2 separate regions of the Homo sapiens genome follow, and region 2 is linked to region 1. The links are chromatin loops, found by intact Hi-C in ENCODE. Cell type or tissue: PC-9. All regions are shown on one strand.

Region 1 (2,500 bases):
GGGATCTGGGTATCCCTGGTCCTGCGGAGGGCCTGAAACCTCTGAATCAAAGGGGAACTGAGCCCAGAACGTGTACCTCTGAGCCTCCAGCCCCTGCTTCCTGCAGCCTTTCACAGGCACACAGGCAAGCTGGGCACCCAGAGACTGCAAGGTCACAGGACATTGCTCACCCCCACACCTCATCTGATGGTTAAGGGAGGAGCCACCAGGAGGCATGAGTGATGCTGAGTGACACCGGATCACCAGATGAAGACCCAGGCCTCACGCCGTCCAGGTCTGCAAGTGGACAGCAGGTGACCATGGCCCTGAGATCAGAGCAATCATCCTGGACTTGTCAGGAAAGTGAACCCGAGTGGGGCCACCTCATTTGGGAACTTCTGCTCTACAGAGTCATGGTATTAAGATGATGGGTTGGGGCTGGGCACGGTGGCTCACGCTTTTAATCCCAACACTTTGAGAGGCTGAGGTGGGCGGATCATGAGGTCAGGAGATCGAGACCATCCTGGCCAACATGGTGAAACCCTGTCTCAACTAAAAATACAAAAATTAGCTGGGAGTGGTAGTGTGTGCCTGTAGTCCCAGGTACTTGGGATGGTGAGGCAGGAGAATCGCTTGAGGCAGGAGAATCGCTTGAACCTGGGAGGCGGAGGTTGCAGTGAGCTGAGATGGCGTCATTGCACTCCAGCCCGGGTAACAGAGTGAGATTCCATCTAAAAAAAAAAAAAAAAAAAATATATATATATATATATATATATATGATGGGTTGGGTTGGGAGGCACTGCTGACCATCTAAAGGGGGCACTGGTGTCTACAGTCCATCCCAAGGGACATACAGCCTCCTCCTTCTGTTAAGTGGGTACTTCAGGGAGCTGAGGGCTTGGCCCAGGCTCTAGGGGGACCATGAACTATTGGTCAGTTGTCAAAGGGGCATCACAGTCACAGCCTAGTCCTGTGCCCCTGGCTTCATCCCAGAAGGTGTGGGACAGTTCGAGTGGCCTGATTTGCCTTCTCTGATACAATTGTCTTGCTTTTACTGAGCTGAGTTTCTCTCTAGGTTTGCCTCAGCACAGCTCTTAAAATAGCAGCCAGTTAGGTTGGCCAGCCTGGAATTTCCTGGAACCGCCCAGCACGGGGCAGTAGGCACTCAGGCCCTCCCTACCTATCTATCCAGGGGCTGCCTGACCCATGGCTCTTTTCCTGCTTCCGATCCCGTCCCACCCTTTGAATTGGGTCAAGAGGGTTTGGTACTGAGTCTATCCAGGAGAGTCCACCACCACTCCCTTCCCCAACCCAGGGTGTAACAGGATAAAAAGGTATTTGGGGGGTTCCCATGGCAGGCAGGCTGTGGGCACACGGGCGTGGGGCCAGAGATGGGGGCCTGGGCATGACACTGTCTGAGGTTACAGGCTCAGCAGCATTCTCTCCATTTGTGGAATTTTTTCTATTAAATTGCACTTTCTCACTTGTTGGGAATGATTCAGAAATTCTCTCAAAGTTATGCTTTGCCGGTGAACTCTCTGGCATTTGAATAAAGGCACAGAGATCACTCCAGGCACTTCCTGGTGAGTTGAGCTGACACACCCGGCCTCTCCTTGGGATGTGTAGGGGTCTCATCTGGCCACGCTAAGACGTTTATGTTTTTCATGTAGGATTTCTTCTTGCTCACATTGGGGAAACCAGTTCACTTAAAACGAAAGAACCGCTACAACAAAAGACAGACAGACAGAGAGACAGACACAAATAGACAGTGGTGCCAGCCTGAGTGCTGGGTCCTGAGCACAGAGGAATGCAGGGCTCCCAGAATCTGGAGTCTGCCATCTCTCCACTTCCCCTGATTAGGGAGGACAGGGAAAGTCAGAGAATTAGAACAGGACTCTCTGGCACTGATGTCTGTTAACATTAAAGTATGGTGGTCCAACTTGAAGATATTTCTGCTCCCTGCCCCTGTGGGATCAAACCCTTTCCACATGGAACGCTGTCCCCTTGATACACACTCCACATTCTGAGTGTGTCATAAGTGCCCAGCCGGGGGTGACCCCAGGACACAGCTGTGAGCCAGGCAGACCTGCCCAGGCCCTCATGAGGCCTTGTCTTGCCCCACCCTTCCCTGGCCATGTGGCCTCTCTCAGCCTGTGGGGCACACTCTACAGGCCTGGGCCTGTCTATGCCTTCCAGGTGCCTTTGTACATCCACTGACATGTTAGGTGTTGCTTTTATATAATGCAAACTTTGGGCATGATTAATTTGAGGATTTTGGGACCTTCTCTTTGCCTGCAGAAAACATCCATTTCCCTTGGTTAACATTTCTACTTCCCAGGAAATGAAGCTGACACAGACTGCCCCTTCCTGGGGTGGCGGTGGGAGCTCATCTTGCCCCAGTGCTCTGTCTCTCTCTGCCTCTACGTCTCTCTCTCTCTCTGTCTCTGTGTCTCTCTCTGCCTCTGTCTCTATGTCTCTCTCTGTCTCTGTCTCTGTGTCTCTCTCTGTCTCTATGTCTCTC
Region 2 (2,500 bases), 870 kb before region 1:
TAGACTAGTTAATAGTTCAATAGAAGACTATTGAGTTTGCCTTTTTTTTTTTTTTTAACTCTGCCTTGGTGGTTTATTATTTATGGACTTAGAGGCTTGGGATGTTGCCACCCATGTGGCTGTGAGAGACAGAGGAGAGCTGGCTTATGATTGGCTGACGGGAGTGACCTTGGACTAGGCCACAAGCCTCCCTAAAAGATGTAGAGAGAGCAAATCGCCAGCCCTGTCCCATAACTCCAGGGCGAAGCTGGAGAGACGAGGCCCAGGAAGACAGCAGCTAGTCACCCCTTCCTCTCCTTATGCTCTGCTGTGCTGTCTGAGTTCACTGCTCAAAGACACAACACTGAGAAGCCATGAACACAATGGTGACTAAAATAGGGAACAGACATTCCTTTAATTACCCATACCTGCTCTCACCCTTGGTGCTGGGATGCCAAGTGGGTCACTTCCAAATCCTGTCACCTGAGGCTTATGGGGTCGAGTCAGATGTGCTCAGGCCACTGTGACATCAGCTGGGGCTCTGGCTCCCTTGAGACCAGGTCAGGCTCATCTGAACTCTAGTCTCAAGCTTGGCTGTACATGGCGTCACTGGGGAGCCTGGCTGCACATGGCAATCCCATGATCCCAGTCGGAAAAGTTGATCGTGTTCTGGGATGGGACGTGGACATTGGATGTTTAAATACTCCTCCCATTGCTTCCCCAAGGAACCACTGGACTATAACTCAATTAGAGTCCTGGTCAAAGTCCAGTTGCTCCTAAAACATCTGCAAATTGCAGCAGGTAAAGATAGTCTCATGGTCACATCTGCCTGTGGACACACTTTCCGTGCCAGGTATCTCTGCAAACGTGTAGCCCTTGATTTCCAGTAAATGAAACTCAACAAAGCAAAAGCAAACGGAAATTCCTTCCACCAAAGCTTTGTTTGGGGCAATGAAATTTGTCGGTGATTTCAGGAAATCACCTCCTGCCCTGTGGAACAGTAACCCCCACTTCCTCAAACCCAGCACTGGGTATTTCTGTCCTTGAAATGCCCTTGGCTTCCCTCCCAAAGGTAGTTGCCACTTGACCTTCACATTCCACCCCCTCCCCCCCCCACCAGTCACTGGCCTGATTGTTCCCCTGCCTGCTCTTCGCCGTGGCATTCCCCATCTGTCCACGCATCCTCTCCACTGAGTCCCTCAGCAAGTCCAAAGGCTCCTTTGTGGGGTAGAACCACTCAGCTCTTTGTAGACTTCCCCACACCCATCAAGGTGCTTATAAACCAAAGGCCTTCCTAGTGAACAGGACCACCTTCTTTGTGAGGGACTTGAGATCACTAATAGCAACAGTTATTTATTTATCTATTTATTTTACCCAAATCCAGGACCCTGATGAAAAGACTGAGGAAAATGCTGCCTTTCCTGAATGGCTACCAGGCAGGGAATGATGCTGGGAAGTGTTTACCCCACAGGCTCTGTGCCTTCTCTGACTGGGCAGCTCATGCTGTATGCATGGAGGCATCATTACCAAACACACCTCTGAGGCCAGCGGCCAGCGTCTGACTCACAAGCCATGACTGCCCCACCTTCTTACAACAACAATAGCAGTTTCCCCGTGAGGATTCACCCCTCCTCCCCTCTCACTCCGCCTTTTTCCAGGGAAGCTGACTCTACCCTTTGGACCACAGCTTGGAGCACTTGACCCTGGCTAAGCTGGTCAGGGCAGCGGGTCTCCCTCCCCTGAAGCCTCATGATTGGCATGAGGACAACACGTGACCTATGTGTGGCTGCCCAGGACCCACATAGGCTTAACGGTGGGATTTTGTTTGACTGTGTGATAAGTGGGTTCTTCCTTCCCTGCTGAGTGTGAAGATAAAAAAGACTTGAGGTCTGGGGCCCACTTGGAGCCTGTTTGAGAATGAAGCCAAGTTATGGGAAGCAACAAAACTGAAGAGACAGCAAGGAAACCAGGCCTGGTGGTGCACTCCCAGCTATTCTGGAGGCTGACGCGGGAGGACTGCGTGAGCTCAGCAGTTTGAGGCTGCAATGAGCCATGATTTCACTACTGAACTCCAGCCTGGGCAAAAGAGCGAGACCCTGTGTCTCAGAAAAAGAGAGAGAGAAACAGAGAGCAAGGAGCAGGTGGGTTATAATGGAGTCCCTGCACCAAGCAGAGCCTGATGCCCGCCCTTGCTCTGAACTTCCTAGTTATGTGAACCAACCACCAGGCCAGTTGGGTTGGGTTTCCAGCCCTGTGCTCTTGTCTGTCCTCACTGACAGACAAAAATAACTCATCAGTCGGTTCTCAGACCCACAGTCCCATGACATTTCTTGACTGTTTCAGAAGTAATGCCTCAAGGACCAGCTTGCAGAAAGTGGAGGACCTGCCCCCTGGACCTTACAAGTAGCAGGCCACTCTTAAAAATGCAAGGACCACAGATGTCACCATGACTGAAAAATAGAGGCTGGCCCTGCCTCTGAAGATGCTGCAATGGACTTGTGTTCAAGGAGAAATTGGCTGT

The links. A loop is a pair of places that touch in the nucleus more often than their neighbours do. Peaks named below come from ENCODE experiments on the same cell type or tissue, not always from the same donor. Only the 100,000 strongest peaks of a DNase experiment are listed, where the experiment ranks them.
Region 2: a loop joins it to region 1, with 6 times the contacts of the local background. A loop is called at or near these places in 1 of 110 quality-filtered maps.

The regions. Positions count from the first base shown.
Region 1 is chr20:22,762,365-22,764,864 of GRCh38, reverse strand. No RefSeq gene overlaps it. Among named protein-coding and RNA genes, the nearest start is that of LINC01747, 78 kb to the right of the region's middle. In PC-9, no CTCF peak of the experiment used is centred here; DNase peaks (open chromatin) are centred at 1,474 and 2,024; H3K4me3 peaks cover 678 bases; H3K27ac peaks cover 2,500 bases.
Region 2 is chr20:23,628,329-23,630,828 of GRCh38, reverse strand. It overlaps a transcript of CST3 not described here. Among named protein-coding and RNA genes, the nearest start is that of CST3, 8.4 kb to the left of the region's middle. In PC-9, no CTCF peak of the experiment used is centred here; a DNase peak (open chromatin) is centred at 1,538; H3K27ac peaks cover 1,648 bases.